Linked DNA regions of Homo sapiens: region 2 is linked to region 1. Evidence: chromatin loops called from intact Hi-C (ENCODE). Cell type or tissue: sigmoid colon. All regions are shown on one strand.

The links. Peaks named below come from ENCODE experiments on the same cell type or tissue, not always from the same donor. Only the 100,000 strongest peaks of a DNase experiment are listed, where the experiment ranks them.
Region 2: it touches region 1 in a loop (3-fold over the local background); 3 of 110 quality-filtered maps call a loop at or near these places.

Annotation. Positions count from the first base shown.
Region 1 is chr9:108,138,738-108,146,737 of GRCh38, reverse strand. The region is part of intron 4 of LOC105376214 (a long non-coding RNA gene); the gene reads left to right. Among named protein-coding and RNA genes, the nearest start is that of KLF4, 650 kb to the right of the region's middle. In sigmoid colon, no CTCF peak of the experiment used is centred here; a DNase peak (open chromatin) is centred at 3,847; H3K27ac peaks cover 1,183 bases.
Region 2 is chr9:107,729,499-107,737,498 of GRCh38, reverse strand. LOC124902242 (a long non-coding RNA gene) reads left to right here and starts at 3,017. Exons shown (of 2, transcript XR_007061719.1): 1 at 3,017-3,094; 2 at 3,685-4,136. It overlaps LOC105376208 (a long non-coding RNA gene), which reads right to left and starts at 2,700. Exons shown (of 7, transcript XR_930229.2): 1 at 2,607-2,700. In sigmoid colon, no CTCF peak of the experiment used is centred here; DNase peaks (open chromatin) are centred at 2,608, 3,758 and 4,398; H3K4me3 peaks cover 1,010 bases; H3K27ac peaks cover 1,572 bases.

The DNA.
Region 1 (8,000 bases):
GTAATCCCAGCACTTTGGGATCCCAAGGTGGGTGGATCACTTGAGGTCAGGAGTTTAATACCAGCCTGGCCAACATGGTGAAACCCTGTCTCTACTAAAATTATAAAACTTAGCCAGGCATGGTGGCATGTGCCTGTAGTCCCAGCTACTTAGGAGGTTGAGGCAGGAGAATTGCTTGAACCTGGGAGGCGGAGGTTGCAGTGAGCCGAGATCATGCCACTACACACCAGCCTGGGAGACAGAGTGAGACTCTGTCTCCAAAAAAAAAAAAAAAAAAAAAAGACCTTTGTGATGACAGTGGTCCCACCGAGGTAACACAGGATAATCTCCTCTTCTCTAACTTAATCGTATCTGCGAAGACCCCTTTGCTATGGAAAGTAACATATTTCTGGGTTCTGAGGATTCAGATCTGGATGCCTTTGGGGGATGAGGGGGATTATTCAGCCCACCACACCCATATTCTGGATACTTTACATTTTCACTAATTTTACTTTCAATTCTTTAAGTAAATTTATAAATAGGCCTTCAGTGAATTTCCTTGTGAATACATTTGAATGAGTTTCTCTGATGGTTTCCTCAGTGTACATTCCTAGAAGCAGAGTTATTCAGTAAGAACATTTTTAAGGACTTTTGATGTATATTGCCAAATTCTTTTCCAGAAAGGTGTGTGCATTTTTGACTCTGCAGCTATGTGGAATTCACCTTTACTAGTATTTTTTTTTTAAATAATTTCAACTTTTATTTTAGATTCAAAGGGTACACATGCAGGTTTGCTACATGAGTACATTGCATCATGCTAAGTTTGGGCTATGATTGATCCTACCAGCCATATAGTGAGCACAGTACCCAATAGGTAGATTTTCAAATTCTGCCCCCTTGCCTCTCTCTCCCTCTACTAGTCCCCAGTGTCTATTGTTACTACCTTTATGTCCATGAGGACCCAGTGTTTAGCTCCCACGTATACAAGAGAACACACGGTATTTGGTTTCTTGTTCCTGTGTTAATTCACTTAGAATAATGGCCTCCAGCTGCACCTATGTTGCTGCTAAGGGCATGATTTCATTCTTTTTTATGGCTGCATAATATTCCATCATGTATATGTACCGCATTTTCTGTGTCCAGTACCCTGTTGATGGGCACCTAAGTTGATTCCACGTCTTTGCTAATGCTTCACCAACATTGATTGGTCTTGTTGTTATTTCTCATTTTTGGGGTTAATTTGATAGTTAAAAATGGTGTCTCTTAATGTTGAATACTGGCAGACTAAACACTAATCAAATGTTTGTTAACCAAATACTTTTCTTCCTCTTTGACATAGGTACTCATCACTTTTGGCCACTTTTATATAGGGTCATGTTTAGAAGTAAGACCTTTATAGACAGATGTATCTGGTTTTGATTTTTTCTTTCTTTTTTGGCCCAGTGGTGTGACCTTCTGCAAATAACCATTGCCTGTCTTAGCATTCTCATTTTGTGTGCATAAATAACCCAATGCCGTCGTGTGAAACTTATATGAAATGATAAATACAGAGCATCCAGGTGAATGTTTCCGCTTGGTGAGAACGGGCTAAGGCATAGCTACTAGTATGATTATGCTAATGGGTATTGGAAATTGTTTAAAAATGATTTCTGAGATGTATTTATATATATGCAGACACACACATACATCTATATATATATAAAAGTATTACACTCTTGTTTTTATTCATTGAAAATGCTTTTCTAATTTCACATTTTTCTTCTTTTGTATTTTTTTTGCAGTGTCTTTTTTTGTGACTTGTGTTATTTCTGATTTTTTGCATTTATTTTATATTTAGAAATTATTTCTGTATACAACAAACCCCTGTGACACAGGTTTACCTGTGTAACAAACCTGCACATACACCCCTGAACCTAAAATAAAAGTTTGAAGAAGTTATTTCCTGCTTTCAAGATAATTTAAATATTTACTGTAATTTTCATATTTTAATAATTGTTTTCTTTGTTTTCACATAAATCTGTAAGGCATATGGAATTTGAATTGGTAGATATGTGATATTAGGATTAAGTAAATGTTTATTTCTTTCCATATTTTTAGCCACTTTTGCTAGTATTATATGGTGAATATTATACCTTTGAATTTTGCATTGAATATTGCTACTTCCATTATTATCATATATTAAGTTCCAGATCATTGTATGATCATTCTAGAACTTTCTGTCTTGTTCCACTGGTAGATCTATCCAGTCTTGTGATAGTATAATCCTGTTTTAATGATTGCAATATTATATATCTTTCGATGGACAAACTCTCTCGTTTCTTTCTCTTGTTTTATATGTGTTCTTAGCTATTTTACTCATCTGTTCAGTCTTTTCTGAATAACTCTACAACGATGTTTTTAATGTAAAAACCTTATTACTATCATGATAAATTTATGTATTAATTTGGGAAGATCTGGCATCCTTGTTCATGCATCTCATCTGGAAACTTAAAACCTTTCTTGATTTTGTAAAATTTTCTTTTGAGTCTCTGTAAAACTCTGTGGTTTCATTTAAATAGATCACACAATTTTGTTAAAGTACTTAGGTGTATATATTAATACAAGTATAATCGATCTTTTTCCATTGTGTCTTTTAAATGGAGATTGCTGTTATGTAGAAAAGTCATCGATTTGATTTTAAATTTTATTTGGCTAATTTACTGAGCTCTCTTAGTAGTTCTATGAGTTTTTACAGCTATTTTTTCTTAGTTTTACACTATACAATCAATTATCAAATAAAGCAGGATTCTTGCTTTAGTTTTCTAAGTTTTGCTCTATTTTATTGGCTGAAGTGTAAAAAAAAAAAATGTTAATGCCACTGGTGGGCATTCTTGTCCTTTTTCCTACGGTGCTTCTGGTATTTCAACATGAGGTAGGACAAAATAGGTTTTATCCTGATGGAAGTACTCAAAGATCATTCTGATTACCTCCATTGAATATCTTTATTAGAGTTATTAGAGAAAAAATGGATATCAGTAGCCCAGAGATATGAGACACTTATGTGTAAGTGACACTTATGTGTCTCTTAAATGACACTTGAGTGGCATTTTAGCACAATGAAAAGAACAGAGGTTCTGGGGTCAGGGACACTAGGGATCTAATGCTTGTTCCAGTACTTGCCGGTATTGGAACATACACACCTACAATTTTTATTTCTTTCTGTTTAATATATAGGTAATAATATTTCTTTCTAAGGCTGTACTGGAGATTCAATAAGCTATGGGAAAAATACCTAAGACATTACCTGATAGATAATAGGTACCGATTATGAAAGACATCCTACATGCATTAACTTTCTTTTGCAAAATGTGGATTGGAAACAGGCAAAATGAATTTCAGTAAGAAAGGATAGACCTTGATGATGACCTCTATAAGCTTCAATTTCTGTCTCTATTTACATGCAAACTGGAGGATTAAAGTCTCCCCTAATAGGGAAAATTCTGTAAATTCTATGACTCTAATTACAGCCACAAAAGCACCCATTTCTCAGATTCTGTTGCAAAGTGGGTTTCAGAGCAGCCCTGGCCCCAGAGAGAGGAAAAGGAAAAGCCACAGGAAACCTGGGCAACAGTTGCAGTTTCCTCCTTGGCCCCTTCTCTGAGAGCAGTGCTGCGTGTTGTTGCAGTTGTACTGTACTGTTCTACCGCGTGGATTCATAGTTAACATTTTTCTTCCAGGCACATTTAAAACGTTTGGCTCACATCCTCCTTGAGCTGTTTTATAAGGGCAATAACCAAGGCCAGGGTGTGCTCTTGTCAGCAGGCAAAGCACGCAGTGGAGGCTGCCAAAGAGTTTCCTGCTCGGGGGCCACCCATCCTTGGCCACAGGATGCATGGCTGGAGTTCATGGCAACTTGCACAGAGCGAGTGCTGGGACTTTCTGTTCTCAGGGTTCATGCTTTGGATTCCATCCTTCAGCCCTGCTGCATTGATCAGTGGAGGCTATTGTGTTTGTGCTTGTTTGGGACTAGCTCAGAACACATGTCACAGCAGCAGTCCAAGGCCTAGCTCTAAGGCTTGGGGCTGGGAAAATGCTCTTGAAAGACTAGCAAGCTGCCCTTCCCTCCTGTTAATGCAGGCTCGGAGTTCCCATGAATCAGCTGCAGGGAGGCAGGCATTCCCTCATGCTATTCTCTGTGAATTAACTTCTGGAATGAGCAGACAGCACAGACGCCAAGTGGTGGGTTTGAGCACTGTTACCCCACCCGCTTTGAAGTCCACCTTCGCATGAGCGGATCTCTTTTCATGTATTATTTATTGCCAGGGACTTTGATAGGAAGAATCCCCAGAAGATTGCTGAAGGTTTTTTTTTTTCTTCAGAATTCCCTTTGATTAGAAGCTGTTGGCTGTGCCTTGGGCAGCTGGCTCTGTCACAAAGCAGGGGCTCAGTGCATCCTCCCAGTGATAGCTGCCATGCCAGCACCAGTGAGGTTCTGGCTGTGACATGCCTGGGACACCCTAAAGAACTACACAAGTAGAAAGGGTATCATACTCCTTCACTCACCAGAAGGGAGGCAATGAGGTCTCATGAGAGGAAAGAACAGGGGCTCAAGCCAGAGAGATGCAAGTTGAAATGTCATCTCTTCTACTGACCCACAGTATGATGTTGACCTCAGTGTTCTTATCCACTAAATGGCAATAAAAATCTTGGATTCACCACCAAACTGTTGCAGAGAATCAATAAGCCATCCAGAGGTTTTCATTTCTTTCCTCTAAATTCCAAAGCTAGTCTGGAAACTTTAAAGCAGGCTGAATGACAACTCTACACTCTCTTAATCTTCTTTATTTATTTTCTAAATTTTTATTTGTTTATCTTTTTAGAGACAGGGCCTTGCTATGTTACCCAAGCTGGAGTGCAGTGGCTATTAATAGGCTCCATCGGAGCTCATTGTAGCCTCCTGCTCCTGACTACAAGCTATCCTCTTGTCTCAGCCTTCTGAGTAGCTGGAAGTATAGATGAGTGCCACCATACCTGGCTTTTCTTCATTTTTCAATCATTCATTCAGTCAGTCAGCATTCAAGAAATAATACTAAATTAAGTAAATAAACGATTAATTAAATAAAAACATTTCAGTGGCTTTAACATTTTATGTAATGTATTAGATGCTAAGAATAAAGAAATATGTGCTCAAGACACGGTCCCTTCCCTTGTCTATCTCAAAGATCAAAAGGTTAAATGACAATAAAATGTAAAGGATGTTACGGTGCGGAAGGTTCAAGAAGAAAGAAATGCACCCAGACAAGATATTTGTACCAGTTTATGGAATGACAGAAGGCCTTCCAGAAAAAAGGAACATGTAAGCAAGTAGATTATGTCAGTCTATAGAGGATAGCATAAAATATTACAAGAATTTAGAAATAGAGACCCTTTGAGAGTGACTGGAAGTGGCCTGCCCTTACAGGTGGATAGTCCATGCTCTGCCATATAAATGAATGGAAATGTCACGTCTTGCCAAAGTATTCAGGTTCAGGTTGTGATAGTCTGTCATTAAATTCAGCCAGGTCCCACTCAACAGGACTGCCTTTATCACTTTGAAGCAAAGATAGGCTCAACCAATCATGGGCTGCCTGAAAGCCAGGAAAAGAGATAGTTGATGTAAACCCAACCAGGAAAGAGATCGGACGGACTGTGAGGCAGAATGTAGCTCATCAACCTCATTTCTTGTTCTTGGACACATAAAGGCAGCTCATTTAATAGCCTCTTCAGAGCCATGCGCCTGGGTGCTGGCCAATTGAATGTCGACAGAGTGTTGTATGACATTTCTAGCCTTGACCATGAAAGGTTTAATATAATCTTCCATGCACCGTGTCCCCCACCTGCATGGCAGATTCACACACCTGGATACCTGACTTATTGCCTGGAGGAGAGCTACCCAGTTGCATCGCCCAGCCTACACTGAACCATTATGTGAGCAAGAAATATTGACCATTATGTGAGCAAGACCTGTGAGCAGGTCTATTGTGTTAACCTGCTGAGGTTATAGAGGTGGTTTACATAGCAGCTAGCGTTACTTAACTTGGCTAATGTGTGTATCTAAACCATCTAGAACCATGACCGACTCATAGTTGACATCTAAGGTCATTAAATTGAATACATGGTAAGAGGTCATCAGTATTTGTTGTACTCTACCAAAGGCCTTGTTTGGGTGAGTGAAGGGCACAGTACCTGGTGAGCTTGAGGATTCTGGTAATCAGTTCACCGGGTCTAACTCTGGGTCAGGAAGGGTCCATATAGCTGAGAGCTACTGGAGCTATTCTGCATGCTGACCAGGTTTCTGGAAGCACATCCAACTCTCCTAACTGGAAAGAGGTATCTGGAATAGCAAAACCAATTATTTTTGCTCTTAGAAGGGTCTCTATCCCATTATAAATTTTATATTGGTAACCAATCTGCATATTCTTGTTTTATGAGTTTGGCTATTGCAGTTGATCCATCAAAGTTTGGTCACTTCGAGGTATGCTGGTGAGATTGACTTCCTGGAATTTTAAAGTTGAGGAACTGATCCTGTTAACTTCATCAAAAGAATATGCAACTGGCTAGCCGGGATTGAGTGATAAGCTGGTCTCACTTTTAGAAAATCCTTTGCTAATTACATATGAAATGATGATGATGATGATGATGATGATGATGATGATGATTGCTATCATTCATTCAGTGCTTATCAATTTCAGCTACTCTCTGTTAATCATTTTACATCATCTCATTTGATTTTTCACAATAACTCTTAGAAGTACAGTCATGTGTCCCATTATGACATTTCAGTCAATGATGGTTTGCATATGTAATGGTGGTCTTATTAACTTATAATATTGCATTTTACTGTATCTTTTCTATGCTTACATACACAAATACTTCCCATTGTGTTACAATTGCCTACTGAATTCAGTATAGTAACATGCAGTACAGGTTTGAAGCCTAGGAGCAATAGGCTATGCCATATAGCCTAGGGGTGTAGTAGGCTATACCATCTAGGTTTGTGTAAGCACACTCTATGATGTTTTCCCAATGACAAAATCACTTAAAAACATTTCTCAGGACATATCCCTGTCATTGAGTGATACATGACTGTAGTTGTCATTGCCCCTATTTTCAGATGAGGGAACTGAGGATCAGAAAAATGTGGTGACTTGCTTTAGAATACATTTCCTATAAATGTCAGAGCTAAAATTAAAACTCAACTCTCCTGGACTGCAAAGTCCAAGTTCCCTTAATCCGATCAATCATTTTCAAACTGCTCTCTGCTGAGCTGTAAGTGGCCTAAGAAGCCAATCCAGGATTGGGAGTGGAGCATGAAAGAATAGATTTCTGCCTCCTTACCCTACTTTTTACCAGAACAGAGCCTCTTCTCCTTGACTTTTTTGTTACTGATTCCACCTAACTTTTGTTTGAGCAAGGGGTTCTAGGCTAAATAAAGACTTTGAAAATCACTGCAGCATACCATAATACGTAGGAGGAAATTTTGTAGAAAATGAGTTTTATTTCTGAACACAAGGAGTGCGTTGTGATTTATGGATTCTCCTCTTCTTTTGTATCTTCTTCCACATTATCTGAAGATACTTATTCTCCCAGGAGTCTAAGCTTCTTGAGAGCAGGGACTCTGGCTAGTCATAATTTCCCCCCGCTCACCGCCAATACTAAGTAGAATACTAGGCAGACAATTGCTACCCTAGTTCACTCTCAACACTGCCTCCTAAACGATTATTTTAAAGCACGACTCTGATTATGCTACTTACCCAATGTTACTTAATATTTTTCAGGGACCATTGTTACTCCCAGAATAGACCAAAATTTCTCACCAAGGTATCCAAGTCCATTCTGACAGCATCCCAGCATCCCAGACACTTGGTTGGCTTCATTTCTTCTATACATCACATTCCAGTAATATCAAATTTCTTGCTGCACTCTGGACCTGGCATACCTTTTTGTAGCCATCTCTTTTGTGCACATGGTTGCTCTCTGCCTCAAATTCCTCCACCCCTCCC
Region 2 (8,000 bases), 410 kb after region 1:
TGGGCGCATCTGCTAGAACAAATTGCAGAGGAGCTTTGCAGCAGTCAGAAACTCTGATCCTATTTTGTTCTACATTCTGAAGCAGGTGACATGGGCCACCACATTCTTCTCTCTTTTCCTTCCTTCCTTCCTTTCTTCCTTTTCTTTCTTTTCTTTTCTTTTCTTTTTTTTTTTTTTTTGGCAGAGTCTTGCTCTGTTGCCCAGGCTGGAGTACAGTGGCATGATCTCAGATCACTATAGCCTCAACCTCCTGGGCCCAAGCAATCCTCCCACCTCAGCCTCCTGAGTAGCTAGGACTGCAGCCATGCACCACCATTCTCAGTTATTTTTTAATTTTTGTAGAAATGGGGTTTTGCTATGTTGCCCAGGCTGCTCTCAAACTTCTGAGCTCAAGGGATCCTCCTGCCTCAGCCCCTCAAAGTGCTGGGATTACAGCCACGCACCACCATGTCAGCCAGGCCACCACCACTTTCTATGAGAATATTCTGGGTTCTGGTTACACTCACGTGCCATTGTCATGAAGCTAGGCTCATTGAAGGCACTTGACCATAGTCCATCTCAATCTCTCTCCTCTTGGCATAAAAATATGGAGTGAGCAGAGTGGGGTGCCTGGTCCTGGCTGAAAGAAAGCAGAGAGCTGATATCCATCTCTGCAGGTCAGCCTCCCACTACAAATTCACAGCCACCCTACTGACTACCCACGAGCTCTGCTGAGACTCAAGGATGCTTCTCTTCTGCTCCAGTCCTAGTGATGAGGGAAGAGCAGGTCAAAAGGCCTGCCTCAGCCACCCAGAGCCAGCTCCTGCCCTTCAACAAATCCTGAAGTGCCACAGCTTATACCCAGAGAGTACCATCATACTTCCTTTGACTTGCACTGCCAATGAGAACCAGCATCTGTGGTCCCTTGCAGAAGCTGGGTTGCAGTTGGTCTGCAGAGCTCTGCTTGGCAGGCAGGCATGATGTGCGTCTGCTGGAGGTAGCACAGTGAGGCACCCTTACTCCATTATCTCCCCAATGTCCTGAGTTTATAAAACAGCAAATAGATCTGGAATGTCACCCCAGTACAATCATTCAGAAAGTGGCTTCAGGACCCACCCAGGGATTACCAGACTGTTATGTTTTAATTAACGGCAGGAGATGAGACCAAGGATGAGGGTGGGTCAGTAACTTAAGGATAGGCAGCAGCAAGCATTCAATGTGAAAGTTAGGAGTTTGGTTGTTAATTCTTTAGACAGTTTGCAGCCAGAAGCAAATTCTGACCTGTCTCAGAAGCTCACCCAGCCGCAAGTGGAAGACACACTTCCAAGGGGGCAATGCTGGAAGCCAGGAGGTAAGAGAAGGGCTGTTGCTGCTGCCATTAGGAGAACTGCCAGAGCCTGAGTTGCTGAACTGCAGAAACTGGGAGGAAGGAGCAAATTCAAAAAGCCTGAAATCCATAAAATCAACAGGACTTGGTCATTTATTAGACTGGTGGTTAAACAGAAAGAGTCATCAAGATGGGTGCCCAGGATTAGGTAACTAGGTGGGTGGTGATAGCATTAGCCAGGGCAAGGAATCAAGCACACAGGACCATTTGTTGGAGACAGAGGAGGTGGGGAGGACAACAGAGAGGTCAAGCATGTTGCTTTGGGTCTATTGAGTTAAAGGCCCCTGGCAACATCCAAGTGAATATGAATGTATGGGCCTAACCTCAGGGAAGAAGTTGAGGATGAAAATACAGCATAGAAGTTGTTAAATCTATAGAAAAAGATGCATCTGCCTAAGGAGAGTGTATGGATACAGAAAAGAGGAGACCTGCAACAGAGCCCTGTGAACTTGCAGCCAGTCAAGAAAGTCAAGAGAAGAGCGAATCATGCAGAGAAGAAAAGACACTCAGCAAGGTAAGAGGCAGAGGTAGGAGACAAGGTGGGATTCTCATTAGAACTGAGTTAAAAGCAGCCAGTACAGCACCTGGCACATACAAGGTGTCCTCAATATTGGCAATTTTCTACCCAACTGGCAGGAATGTGAACAATAGTAACCGTCATTGAGTTATTGAACTCTTTTTTGTTTTCTTTTTTGTGACAGGGTCTTGCTCTGTCATCCCGGCTGGAGTGCAGTGGTGCAAACAGGTCTCACTACAGCCTCTACTTTCTGGGCTCAAGAGATCCTCCTACCTCAGCCTCCCAAGTAGCTGGGACCACAGGTGCATGCCAGCATGCTTAGCTAATTTTTTTATTTTTTATAGAGATGGGAGTCTCACGATGTTCCCCAGGCTGTCTCAAACTCCTGTGCTCGAACAATCCTCCCCACCTTGGCCTCCCAAAGTGCTGGGATTACAGGTGTGAGCCACCGTGCCCAGCCGTATAGAACTCTTACAAGGCCAAATACTAAGCATTTTCCCTGAATAGCTTATGCATCCTTCATAGCCTATTACTGTTATGCCTATTTTCAAGATAAAAGGAATGAAGCACAAAGACGTTCATAAGTGTAGGTAACACCCTAGTCTATAGATGGAGAAGCCGAGCCCAGGGTGACAATGCACAGTTCATTTCAGATAAGTGGCCTCTGAGCACATGGTAAAGAAGCAAGCACAGTCCGCAGGCCCAAACCCCTGCTCCACCTACCAGTTGCTGCTGCCTCTGCAGATTTTCTCCGGCCCTGCTGGGGCGTCCAGAGCACTCAGCACCAAACTGTACAGCACATCTTGACTCCAAGTCAAAGGGCCTAAAAAAAAAAAAAAAAAAAGCCTCCAAGATCTCCTGGCTGCCAAATTGTGATTGCAAAACTACTGATGATTTAACTGTAAATGAATCTGAAACATACGGACTGAATTTCTCTTGAACTACGCATTAAAATGCTCGTTTGATGAAAATAAAGGCCCTGTTGAAAAATTGTAAAGAAAAAAAGAAGGAAAAAACAAGGTGGTAAATATGTGAGATTCAAGGGGGTATGGAAAGTGAGGAGCTGGCAGAGAGAGAACACTTTTGACATCCCCTAAGTGCAAGGCAAGTGAGAGATTTTACAAGGGGACTGTGAATTTCTTCTGCCTCTCCAAGGGGATACAGCTTTGCTGGCCCTGACAGCCATGTGGGGGTGTCCAATGACTGCTGAGGTATGGCAGCTTAAGAAAGAGGAAACTCTATATACGAGATGCTTATGTGCGTCTGTGTGTGTGTATCTGTGTGTGTGTGTGCAGGTAACTGGAAAAGCTGGAAAAGGAGAAATATATATATACATATATATACATATATACATATATATACAGTGTGTGTGTACGTGTGTATATATCTATTTATATGAACCATCTTCGCTGTATTTAGATATAAAGATATATAAATATATTTAGGAGCTGGAAATACATAGATATATAGATATCTTGAGAAATAACCATTCTATGTATAAAATTTAAAGTGATAAATGTAAATATTATACTTACTTTATGTACAAATAATGTCAAGCTTAGATGTTTCATATATTCAGAATATGCATATTCTAGAAATATCTATGTTAAATATATACGCTAAGTATATATCTTTAAAATATATGTAATATATCTAGTTAAATATATCCATGTGTATTCCAAAACCCCAAAAGGAAGGACAATGTGCAGGAGAGCAATGGGTGCTCACAACCCTGACCTAGCTCCAATCTGATTCCCTGGTTGCTGGGAAAAAGCCAAAAATCACTGTTGGTATTTTTTAGGAGCTGTGCTTCCAGTGGCCTCTGGTCCAGTCTGTTCAACTCAAGATGGTATGAGCAGCGGGCTCCGTCAGCAGGCCTGAGCTGGACACACGTGACACCAGTCACCATGCAGAACAAGGAGTTCCTGCCCTTGAAACCCACAGGTCATCAACATCTTTGCATCTGGCCTCTTCTACGACTGGGTATTTTCCAATCATCCACTGCCTGCAACTTCTCTCCCGGAAGTCACAGTTGCCAACTGAAAACTTCCAAAGGGGTGAAGAGAAACCCCTCTCTGAACCTAAATAAAAACAGAGATCACCTTTGCCAGAGAAAGGGCGCCTGCTCAGAAGCTCTGATTTCAAATTATGAAGAGCACAGAGCCACAGTCCAGGCTTAGGAGTGACGCTGGTAAATGGTGGTGGTGGTTTCACTTTGTGTTTTTCCTCCCCAGTAAATTCTACTATCCTGTTTTATTTTCCTTCCTCCTCCAACCCTTTGGTGCTGTTAGGAAATAGTTTTGGGAAACACTTGTTCAAAACACAACAGCAGAAAACGGGTAAGCTGCCAGTAAGTTTTTCAAAAGAACTATTTGGCAGCCCTGAAACAGATTACAACGCTGGTACAAACCTTGACTGACTGCAGGGTTACAGATGTCAGAATCGTGTGTCTTCAGAAATATGCACAACAACAACTGGATTCCCTGTCATAATGCCTGGCCCTACCAACATTGCAAAATGCTGGCCGGCAGAGAGGACAGAAACCATTCGGTCACAGCCTTTTTCCTGAGTAATAGTGGGGTCCTGCAAGCTACAACTCAGTTGTCAATAGGACTGGAAATTCCTTGACTAAACTCATATAAACTGGACCTTTCCATGCATGTCTCTGTCAAAAATGACTTTCTTTTAAGAGAGATCAGTCAGCAGAAGGGAATGGGAATCTGTGCCAAGGCCGCAAAGGGATGAATACACACTGCCAGAAATCTGCCAGTGCTCCTGGCACAAGGCAAGAATTAACCCTTGACAGGGTGCAGGAAGTGAGATAATCCACTGCCAAGGTCCAGAACTCTGATGTGGGAGGGAGACCGCATTAGTTCAAACCTCGGCTCTGAAACTTACTTGTTATGGGGACAACTGAACCTCTCCATGTATCAGTTGCCCCTCCTGTAAAATTGGCATGATAATAATTGTCACTGTATCATAAAGACAGTCTGAGAATTAAATGGGTAAACATGAGAAGGACTTGGTACAATCCCTGATATATAGTAAGTTCTCACTAGATAGTAGTTATTATTTGTGTTGCTTTTTTGTTGCTGTTAGTTTCAGCTCACTACAATTAAGAAGCTACAAAATATGCTTTGCCTGAATTGGCACTAGCAAAAATTTAAGTACAAGAAGTACAAATTCACGTACAAGAAGTGTGTACGTGAATCCTTCTCCTAAGTACCACAGGGATATTTATTCACGATGGTGACTCCACCCAAAATCGCCCTATGCTCATTTCAACTACTTAACTAATTCATTGATTGATTGATTGATTCCTAATCATTTAACATTAGCATGGAGGGATAGCTACTTGAGGAAGATGCAGTTCCTGCTCTGACAGGATTCTTAGTCTACTTGAAGAGATAAACATGGACAGAATGATGACACAAGACACAGTCACTCACATTCTAAATAGGAGGACCCTCAGAAGCCAGAAGAAACACAGGTCCACTGGGTGGCTACTTGTCAATTCTGGCTCTCGAAAGGCACCTTTTCCGACACTTCCTCCCACCCTCAGCCTGGTGTGCACCTGCTTTCCTCAAGCACCCACAGCCTGCAGCTGCACTCCTCAGCCACTGTGTCTCCTCCTCTGGATTGGATACTCCCTGAAGGCATGGCTGCTCCCAGTCTTGTCTACTATTGTGTTCCCAGTGCTAGCTTACAATCCTCATTCAGAGAATGAATATATGAATGATGAGACAGAGAACGAAGAAGGGAATAAGGTAGAGTAGACTGAAGATGATAATTCTGGATTATCCGCAAGAGACCTGTTAGGAGGCAGTAATGCTGGCCTTGGACAACATGATCTGCATAGTCAAAAGACCTCAAGCAGAGAAACAACTGTCTACCTTTAGGCACACAATCAGTCTGTCTTCACCATGAAGACATGTGTCAGTGCTGAGATCTGAGAATCCCCAGGGTGAGCTAGCACTCGGCCAGAGAGCTGCTGAGCTGGAGGTGAACCTGTACCATGTTAGAGTGACAAGTATTGATGTAATAACAGTGCCAATTGCCCATGGAAATGGGCCATCAGGAAACTGGCATAAGCATGACCCATACAAAGTAGCCTCTTAGCTTCATTTTTAGAATCTACCTCCCAGCCTTTCAGCCAGTGGATACCCAAAACAGAACAGGAAAGGAAAGCAATGTTGATAATTAGAGTTCCATGATATTGCCTGTACTATTTCCTTTACATACAGCGTTGGAAGGTAACTAGTATTATTTCTATTTTATAGCTAGGGATCTTGCGGATCAGAGAGGGCAAGTAACTTGTCTAATGACACACAGCTACTAAAACTCGAGGATGGGACTTGAGCCCAGATTTTCTGACTTCAAAATCCATGCTCTTGCTTTTGAATCACGCTGTCCCTCTTCTCTTACGTATTATGATGGACTCACTCTAACTCCCATCACAAGGCATTTGTTTCTCAAAGGAAATCACAAACTGCTTATTTCACTATCATTTGGCAACTGCACACAGTTCTTCAGGGAAACTGGGGAGCCCGGGATGAAAATTCCACCCATGGATTATCTTAAATTGCTTGTGTTTCCTTGAAAAATGCCTGGCACTACCAACAGCTCTGGTATGGTTTCCAGCAGTGACCAGAGCCTTGTTCAACAAGGACGCTCTGATAATTGATTGGCTGTGCTCTTCCTAACATTTGACACCAACAGATGCTATGAATCTGAAGCTGCCATCTGTTCATGACACTCAGGTTTATGGGGGCCTCCAGGGCTTCAACCAGCCTGAAGAATCAGCCTTGGGTCCATTAGGGCACTGCCATGGCAAATCCAAAGCACTGGAGGAATGCTAGCTTCCCAGTGGGAAAGCCTTGGCAGGCTTTGGGATCCTGGGTGTGCCCAACTGCAGAGTGGAAGACAAAGGCTTCTAACAAAGAGGTTGATCCCCAAAAGACACCAAGTGTGTAACAGATGGAAGAGTATTTAGGTGGGTCAATGAGAGCAAGGTAGCAGGAAAAATACCAGCTTTGACCTCCCTTGAGAGACCAGGGAAATGGGGACTCTGCATCTCATGCCCACTGAGCACATCATGCCAGCCACTGAGCTGGACACTTTACACAATCATCTCTAGTGCTCACAGCAGCTCTTTGAAGTTGGAATGACTATCTCCATTTTACAGATGAGAAAACTGAGAATCACAAAGTGAGTTGTCCCAGGTAGTCAACCTCCTATACTATACTCTATGCTAGAGCAAGGACCATGGCTGGTTTTTGCTCAGCTCCGGATTCTATACCTAGCATCAGGCATCAGGACCAGCTACATAATTTGTAGGCCTTAATGCAAAATGAAAATACAGGGTTTCAGGGCTGTTTTTGTTTTGTTTTGTTTCGTTTTGCTTTTTTTAGAAAGGATCTTGTTTGACACCCAGGCTGGAGTGCAATGGCATGATCATAGCTCAGTGCAGCCTTGAACTCTTAGTCTCAAGCAGATCCTCCCATCTCAGCCTCCCAACTAGCTGGGTCTACAGACATAAGCCACACCATGCGTGGCTATTTTTTATTTCTCGTAGAGATGGGGTCTCACTGTGTTGCTCAGGCTGGTCTCTAACTCCTGAGATCAAGCAATCCTCCAGCTTTGGCCTTCCAAAGTGCTAGAATTACAGGCATGAGCCACCATGCCCAGTGGAAATGCAGGGTTTCTTGTCTAACAATTACTAAGAATTTCAAGATGGTAACAGTAGATCATTAAATCAAGCCTGGGACCTTCTGAGAGATAGCTGTGCTCCCATGTTTATCGCAGCACTGTTCACAATAGCCAAGATGTAAAATCCACGCAAGTGTCCATCAACAGATGAATGGTTGAAGTAAATGTGCTACATATACACAATGGAATATTACTCATCCTTAAAAAGGAAATGATATCCTGTCACTTGCAACAACATGGATGGAACTGCAGGTCATCATGTTAAGTGAAATAAGCCCGATACAGAAAAACAAATATTGCATGTTCTCACACATATGTTTGAGACAAAAAAGTGGATCTCATGGAGGTGGAGAGTAGAATGGTGGTTACCAGAGGCTGGGAAGGGTGATGTGTGTTGGGAGGGGGAAG